Linked DNA regions of Homo sapiens: regions 1 and 3 are each linked to region 2. The links are chromatin contacts, found by Hi-C or POLR2A ChIA-PET in ENCODE. All regions are on one chromosome and are shown on one strand. The core of a region is the stretch at or near the end of the contact, and the rest is flanking DNA. Distances in the headings are between cores, read along the strand shown. Region 1 overlaps LINC02427 (long intergenic non-protein coding RNA 2427). Region 2 holds the start of SLC25A4 (solute carrier family 25 member 4). Region 3 holds the start of LINC02362 (long intergenic non-protein coding RNA 2362).

The links. Hi-C counts contacts between places; a loop is a spot of excess contacts on that map. ChIA-PET counts read pairs that join two places held with the same protein, here RNA polymerase II (POLR2A). Pooled maps may share reads with other maps.
Region 1: a pooled map shows a loop between it and region 2 (5-fold over the local background). The contact joins the enhancer-like site here to the promoter of SLC25A4 in region 2. A Hi-C loop is called at or near these places in 3 of 50 pooled maps. POLR2A ChIA-PET finds 5 or more read pairs at or near these places in 2 of 52 experiments (H1 and HEK293).
Region 3: a pooled map shows a loop between it and region 2 (4-fold over the local background). The contact joins the promoter of LINC02362 here to the promoter of SLC25A4 in region 2. A Hi-C loop is called at or near these places in 1 of 37 single-sample maps with no recorded cell type and 2 of 50 pooled maps. POLR2A ChIA-PET finds 5 or more read pairs at or near these places in 1 of 52 experiments (HEK293).

Annotation. Positions count from the first base shown.
Region 1 is chr4:184,513,506-184,516,205 of GRCh38, forward strand. All of the region lies in intron 1 of LINC02427 (long intergenic non-protein coding RNA 2427), which reads right to left. Among named protein-coding and RNA genes, the nearest start is that of LINC02427, 23 kb to the right of the region's middle. RefSeq lists enhancers at 793-882, 933-1,002, 1,013-1,172. Within about 2 kb of position 1,251, at least 19 of the 41 ENCODE cell types and tissues checked have a DNase peak (open chromatin) inside an H3K27ac peak, as active enhancers do.
Region 2 is chr4:185,141,842-185,144,541 of GRCh38, forward strand. SLC25A4 (solute carrier family 25 member 4) reads left to right here and starts at 1,425. Exons shown (of 4, transcript NM_001151.4): 1 at 1,425-1,642. The coding sequence starts at 1,532. RefSeq lists a silencer at 1,197-1,496.
Region 3 is chr4:184,380,972-184,383,671 of GRCh38, forward strand. It overlaps LINC02362 (long intergenic non-protein coding RNA 2362), which reads right to left and starts at 1,335. Exons shown (of 6, transcript NR_125934.1): 1 at 1,163-1,335. RefSeq lists enhancers at 1,544-1,633, 2,107-2,700.

The DNA of each region.
Region 1 (2,700 bases), core at 1-2,500, 630 kb before region 2:
GAGACAAGGTGGGACTGAAGCCTGCAGTTTCCCAGAGTTGGACACCAGGACCCCAACAGTAAATGTCTTAACTCAGAGCTGTAACTCGGAGGCATCTGTAGGGAATCCTCATCGCACTTCATTTGCCCAAGAGCTGAAGGGACTTTTACAATAAAGCCCTTCGAACAGGAAGGGAGTGATCATTTAAGATCCTTGTAAGGTACACTAAGAAGATGAAGGATGAAGAGCCATGGAGAAGGGGAAGAGAACATTCCTCCATGCACTCTCCTCCTTTGAACCTAACCAGACAGCCTCACCTAGATCACAGACCAGAGAGTCCTTCAGGCAGCTGTGACATCCAGGAGTCTCTCTGGACAATTTCTGCCTAAAGATGTCCTTGACATACTGAATGGTTGCTCCAGTCTGACACTACTTCTCTTCTCTTCTCTTCTCTTCTTTACATCTCTGACATCTCTGAGCTTCTTTCCAGTGACATCACTCATCTTAGGGTGGTACGGATGAAACCCAACCACATTGCTTATGCCTCTTTTTTTAGCTTCTTTTTATTATGAACTCTTTCCTCCTAACACATTTAAGGGGGTGGTGCAAGCGTGTACATGTGAACTTTTGCTTGTTTGAATTGAGAAAATGACGAAGCATCAGGAATGTCCTAGTTTTGAATATGCAATATCAGCAGATCCTTCTGTGCAACTCTCCCAAAAAAGGGTGAGATTCTGTGTATGCATATGCCTACACCATCCTGGCAGCTCCTCCCCCAGGTCCCCCCTGTGAGCTCAGCCTAATGACTAGTCCTCAAAGATTGTCCCTGAGTGGAACTGAGATGTTAAGGTACATTTTCTAAATGTGGAATTTCCTATTCAGGACTTCCCAACTCATTCCTGTACCACCCCACTAGAAGGAGGATGGACAGATTCGCTTGCTGAAATGGCGAAGCAAGTTCCCGCAGCTGGCCAGGCTGAGCTGTTTCTGAAGCTCAGAGCAGCTGTGACTCATCCCTCCTGCAGTCCGTTAACTTCCCACTCCTGTCACCAGACCAGCTACTCCTCTCGCTCTGACTCCTACAAACCCACTTATTTTCAAATTTGCTCAATAACCATGACATTCAAACCCAACATGCTCTGTGCACAGGACGCTGTGAAAACACACAGTGAGAATTAAGGGTCCACAGAAGAAATAATGGCCAGAGTAAGAACTGTTTTCTTGGATGCTGGGTGATGAGGAATAACTGCTAATAAGAGACAACAGCAAGTATTAGGACATGTGCCATCAGGCCCAATTGAGTTAAGGGAATGCAGTCATCCTAACTGGTGGTTTTCAGAAAGCCACACAACATTTTAATTGAATGCACAGGCTTCTGCATGATTAGGAACACAATACTTTGGTGCCCAGGCCGGATTGAGCTGGTAACAATGAGCTGAAATGGCTTCCTGCCATGAAGCAGAGAAGCTCAAGCTTATTCTCCCTGTGACACTTCCAGGCCCTGTTGCAAAGTCACAAAAGAAACTCAAGAAACCAATTTTCAGAGACGGTTTAGAGCTTTCCTGCATGGTTCCAACTACTCGTGTGATATAAAAATGGAATGACTGCAGAAGGAGGATTGCAGCTGGATTTCGGGGAAACTTTCTGAAGAATGGACAAGAGGAACCAGCAGCCTGGTGCAAAGTCACTGAATCAAGTAGCAAGTAGCACCAACTCCTCCCATCCTCCCATCAGACAGCATGAATTTAAAGTGGTCTCCAGTCATGCAGCCATTTCACAGAGTTTGCATCTTAAGCCCACCTAAGATATTGTCAATAAGATATTGTCTTGAATTCCCAGCCAGAGTCCAGGGAATCCAGAAGTTTCCAAAACTTTGAAAATAGGAAATATTCAACAGAGTTATTCAGCAAATATTTGTTCAGCGCCTACCACATTCCAGTCACTAATAATTGGCATGGATATCAGCCCAATAAAATTAACCATTGGACTATCATTGGGAACCCCCGAGAGACATATTCAACACGAGCCTGAATTAAAAATACAACTAAATTTCTATATTGTGATTTTTAAAATGTGTTTGCTTTAAAAGTTCAATCAAAATGGGCCTTTCACTTTAAACTCAGCTCTGGACATCTCTATGCAACTCTCTGTGGAAGGTTCACCGAGATGTCCCTCAGAGCAGCTCTTTCATCTCAGCATGTTTATACATGAACTCATTGTCTTTCCTCCAAATTTGTATGTCAGTTGGTGGCACTCAATCACCCAAGTCAGGACCTGTGAATCACCCTTGCCCCCTTCTACTCCCTTACACTCAAGATCCAATCAATCACCACATCCTATCACTTTTACCCCATAGACACAACTCCAACAATATAATAGCCTCTTCTGTAGACACTGTAGTAGGCGCACCACAGATGGGCACTATTGTTATCATGTGCATTTTACGGATAAATAAACATGGCTGCAGGGGTTAAATAACTTCCCTAAGATCACACAATCAGTATATGGCAAAGCTAAAAATCAAGCTTGGCTGGGCACGGTGGCTCATGCCTGTAATCTCAGCACTTTGGGAAGCTGAGATGGGTAGATCACGTGAGGTCAGGAGTCCAAGACCAGCCTGACCGACATAGTGAAACCCCATCTCTACTAAAAATACAAAAATTAGCCAGGCGTGCTGGTGCATGCCTATAATCCCAGCTACTAGGGAGGTTGAGGCAGAAG
Region 2 (2,700 bases), core at 175-2,674:
ATGAACACATACATGGTTTATCTGTTTGTCTCTTCCGAGTTCTTGACTTCTGTCTGCTCTGACCTCTGGCAGCTTTCCACTAGTTTCTAGCTTTCATTCTGCTTACCTGGATTTCGGAACTCTAGCCTGCCCCACTCTTAGATAAACGCATGCCCTCTGTGGCCCTGGAACCTTAGTGACTTCTGCTATACCAAAGTCTCCACGCCCAGGGTGACACGCAGCTGCAGCTCCGTAAACCTCTAACATGATGTCAGCAAATATTAAAAAAAAAAAGTTTATAAAACAATGAATAAACTTTGTTAAAGGTACAAATGAAAATTAGCAAACATGGGAAGATAATTGAGTGAAGAGTTTAAAGTTAAAAACGAATTGCAGTCATTCTAGGGGAAGGAACAGTTGTATTTGAAAACCTGTATGGTTACATGAACTGCCTAAAAAACAAGCTAAGGAAAATTAAAGCTCAGATTTATATATTTTAAGAAATTAATTGCAATTAATTTCCTGGGATTAAATAGCATTTCCTCAACCCCAGCTGTCATTAAAAAGAGGCAAATACAGCCAAGGACTGGATCTCCGGAAGGCTGACAGCACTGACCCTCAAGAAGGCACCGGCTGACAGACAGAACATTCTGCCCTAATATGTGCTGAAATTCCGCTGAGAGCAGAGTGGTACATTGAACCCTTTAGGGGCTTACAAAAGAAGTGTCCTGTGTTTTAGAGTCACAGAGTTTTGCAGAAACAAGTATGAATTCACCTAGTGGCCCCCTGCACCAGGTCTTTCCTGTGGGCACTGAGTGCCAGACACATCAATATGTAATAGCAGAATGAATGACTGAACGAACGATTGAATGAAAAGAAATGAGAGGCAGCAGGTTGTCAGATTCTATGAGGCAATCACAGCATCAGGTGACCTTAGTATCTATTTGAGAGGACTGCCATTTATTCTCGGGAGCGCACGGCTCTAAAGAGGCCCATATCCAGGCAGTGAGCTCTGGTGGGGGGCGCCTTTAGATGCAAGAAGGAGGAAACAGCTCGAAATCCCTGGGCCTGAGCGCGGCCCGTGCAGGCCGGAGGGTCAAGAACTCTCCACCGGCGGCAGCGGCCCGGTGTCTGCCCCGGCTTCGCCCCGGCCTAAGGCTGCCTGTGCTATAAATACGCGGCCCACATGCCGCGGTGACACGGTGTTCCCTGGGCTCGGCGGGACAGATAACATGAATGTGCCCTTTAAACGTCCCAAGTTGCAGGGACAGCCCCCGGCCCAGCCTCGCTCCCGGAAGCGCCTTCGCCCCCGATGCCCTCTGCAGCTGGGAGGAGGGGGCGCCCCGCACCTGCCCAGCCAATGCGCGGCGCGAGCGCCGGCCGCGACCCGCCTCCTCTCGCGAGAGCCCGGCGGGGATATAAGGGGGAGCTGCGGGCCAGGCGGCGGCCCCCTAGCGTCGCGCAGGGTCGGGGACTGCGCGGCGGTGCCAGGCCGGGCGTGGGCGAGAGCACGAACGGGCTGCCTGCGGGCTGAGAGCGTCGAGCTGTCACCATGGGTGATCACGCTTGGAGCTTCCTAAAGGACTTCCTGGCCGGGGGCGTCGCCGCTGCCGTCTCCAAGACCGCGGTCGCCCCCATCGAGAGGGTCAAACTGCTGCTGCAGGTGAGGACCGCGCGGTGCAAGAGGCGGGCGCGGGCGCGGCGGGCCGGGCGGGGCGCGCGATGCGGCGCGAGCTGCAGGGCGCGGGGCGCCGCGGAAAATCTGCGCCAGGCCACAGGCCCGGGCGCCCGCCCGCCCGCCCGCCCGCCCGCGGGGGAAGAAGGTGCCCTCTGCGTAGAGACAGGTCCAGCGTCAGTCGCAGATTCCTGGTGTCGGGTGGCGCCCGGCGTTCGGGTGTCTATATATGGAAACCCACCCGGAGCCGGTTTACGTGTGCCAGATCCTGCGCCCGTGACAGCACGGGCGTGCACTCAGGCCCGGAGGCACCTAGTGATTGCCAGTATTTTTGGCACCGTCTTATGCGCACGCACCTTTACAATAAAAACATCAAAATAATCATCACCCAAGAATTCCCTTATCGTATCTCATGCACAATGCTGTATGTAGGCTGACGCCTTCATCTTTATGTAACCTCTGTGAGAGAGTTATTCTTCTCCATTTTACAGATGAAGCTGAGGTTTTGAAATATTAAGAAACAATTTTCGGAATAAACTCAGATCATCCTGTCTCCAAATCTTTTCCTCCCCTACCTGGTCGCTGAATGGTTTATCATCCTCTCGTGTTTTCCTCCACCTGCCCAAAAGGTCAGGGCCCCTCAATGAGGAAGAGCCCAATTTGGGAGTCAGAATTACTAACAACAAAACCCCCACAAATTGCTCACAACGGCAGCAAACCCTTAATAATTGATTACTTGGATTATCTGCTTGAAAACTTTGGAGGCCTAATGTTTAGTGGATTTATTCTCCTTCCTCTATTAGAGCATCTAGTAGAGATCCTCATCTCCAGGGTGATCAGAGTGACACTGAGAAATTGTCATTTTTTGGCCATCATGTCTATTAAATCCAAAGCCCTTTGAAGCAGGGAGTGTTACTCATTTCTGTCCCCCAGTAAGCCCCTCATACAGTTCTCAAACCTAGGGAAAGTGAAATAAATAAATGGCTATAGCTTTATATAATTCAATCACCTTTTCAGTTTATTTGGGGCAATACCTTTTCCCTCAA
Region 3 (2,700 bases), core at 85-2,584, 760 kb before region 2:
TGAGTGTGAGATTCTAGCATAGGGTAGAAAGATACCAAGAAAGCACAAAAGCTTAACGTTTGTGGCTCTGTTTTATGAATATGTTGAAATATTCCCAATTTCAAAATTGCTGAGTCAAAATGTCATGAATCCCAGGATCTAGTGGGAATTATAATGCAAACTGGTCCACAAGGGAAACTGTATCAACGGCCAGAATGAAGCAAATTAGAATCACTTCAATAATCAAAAGTTAATGTAATTCTACTGGGTGGCTTTATAAAGCTTAAAAAGTTTGTTTGAATCTATGTTGTTTAAAAAACAAAATTGGCCAGCCACGGTGGCTCACACCTATAATCCCAGCACTTTGTGAGGCTGAGGCGGGTGGATCACTTGAGCTCGGGAGTTTGAGATAAGCCTGGGCAACATGGTGAAACTCTGTCTCTACAAAAAACATACAAAAAAATTAGCTGGGCATGGTGGCATGCACCTGTATTCCCAGCTACTACTCAGGAGGCTGAGGTGGGAGGATGGCTTGAGCCCAGGAGGCAGAGGTTGCAGTGAGCCTGCACTCCAGCCTGGGTGACAGAACAAGACCCTGTCTTAAAAAACAAAAATCAAATTGAATTAACTGCCAGCAGGTTTATATCCCCTTCAACTTCTACCAGAAAGGAATAAATTCTCAGCTCCTTTTATGCCACTTGACAACAGAATGAGGCTTGCTCAAAAAAGGGATAGCTCAGAGAAGGAAAGACTAATTTTAGCTATATAGAAACTGGGGTCACATGTCTGAGCTCTGACAGCCTCAGTGGTCAAATCTTGAATTCATGGAAGTCTGGGAGAAGATGGGTACTTTGGAATCAGTGCTCCAAAATATGGATCTTAGCTATTTTATATGCAGATGGTGTGGCTGATATAACTGAGTGCTTGCAATGTACTTCATACTTTACATTATCTTATCTAATTCTCACCTTGCAAGTAAGGTGTCAATACCCCCATTTTATATGTTGAGAAACTTTTTCTCATAGATACAAAGAGATGTGCCCAAAGTCGTCAGCAAATAAGAGCAGACTGAACCCAGGTTTATCTGATTTCAAAAAACGTATTCTCTTCCCACTACATATGTTGCTTTCCCAACTACTCTGGAAGGTATGGGATGCAGATTTCATTCTCTGGATATTCTTACCTTGGATTTTTCACTCCCTTTGGTATTCCTGGCAGGTTTCCTGAGGTGTGACAGACATCCTGAAGAGGCACTCAGCACCCATTCTCAACTCCTTCTGGAGTGTCTTCCTCTACTGCAGAGGCGGGAACTCTGAGAGCCATTTTTCCAGTCTCACTTGCAGCTGGGGTTCTAACTGTGAATTAGGTTCAACCAATTATATGCATTTGCAAGAGATTTGGAAGTCAGAATGGAGGCAGAAGCCACTTCCTACTGATTGGCTGTAAACACTGGCAAGCATGATTGTGGTAACACCGGGGCTTTCTGAAGCCATGTCTCAAAGTTCAGCCACTGATTGCATGGGTGTCGAGAGACATTAAAGTGGTGGTGACAGAACTTTCTAATGAACAGATTTCAGCTAAAACAATGTGTCTTCGGAGTCACTATTCCCAGTGACAGGCTCCTGATTTCCTCCCTTTACGGTGGTGGCAGATGTGGAAGCACCCGCAAGCCGGCTCCTCCAGCCTTCCCAACGACGTTGTAAACACCTGCTTCTCTCTAGACAATGACTTTCTGCTTAAAATAGCTGGCGTGGTTTTTGCTTCCTGCAACTAAGCCCCATTGATATATGCTGTTTTCCTTCTTTCCCTCTAACTGCTGGTTTTCACAACAGCCAACCCCGCAATCGATCCTTTAAGCTCTAAAATGAAAGCCTTGAATATCTTCATCACTCCATATCCTGCTTTGTTTTTCTCCATAGCAGTGATTGTCACCCAAAGATTATTTTTATTATTTGTTGATTGTCCACCTTACTAGGATTTAAGCTCCATTAGAACAGATACTTTGTTTTGTTCACTTCTGTGACAACTCTCTGACATTTAGAAGAGTACTAGAAAATAGCAGGAATTCAGTACATAGGGTTGAATGAACGAAATCTACCTTTCTTAACCAAACACCACATTAAATTCATGCATTAATAGGGTCATCGACAAGATATCCTCAATAACACCTCCTCATGAAACATTTACCTGGGTTTTAAAAATCCTCCAAAAACACAAAATATCATTTGTGCTATGTAACTCAGCATTACATTTAGGTGACATCCCCTCCCAGTTTGCCTGAGACGTTCCTGGTTTTAGCACTAAAAGCCCCATGTTCATGAGAATCCCCTCAGTTCTGGGCAAAAAGATGATTGGTTATCCTAATTAAATATCTTAGTTGCTGAGAAAGGCACTGTAATTACATTACTTTAGATCAATTTTGCAAATAAAAGTTTGAAGACACAAATCCACCTGTGGTCTCCTTCCCATATCAGCTGTGTTGCACAGGATCCCCGGAACCATCAGGTAAAATCCAAGCAATGGCTTTGGGTTGTATTTTATGTTTTTTACTAAAATTTCTATTGCTTGTACCCTGAATATTTCAGAGCTGAGCCTGTGAAATCTTTTCTGCATCTCAGTTACATTCGAAACATGAGCTTCCCAGAGAAAAGATACTGCAGCATAAACATGTGCTCTTGAGTCACAGCACCGGGGAAGTCCCCTTGGGATCCAGCAGAGTGA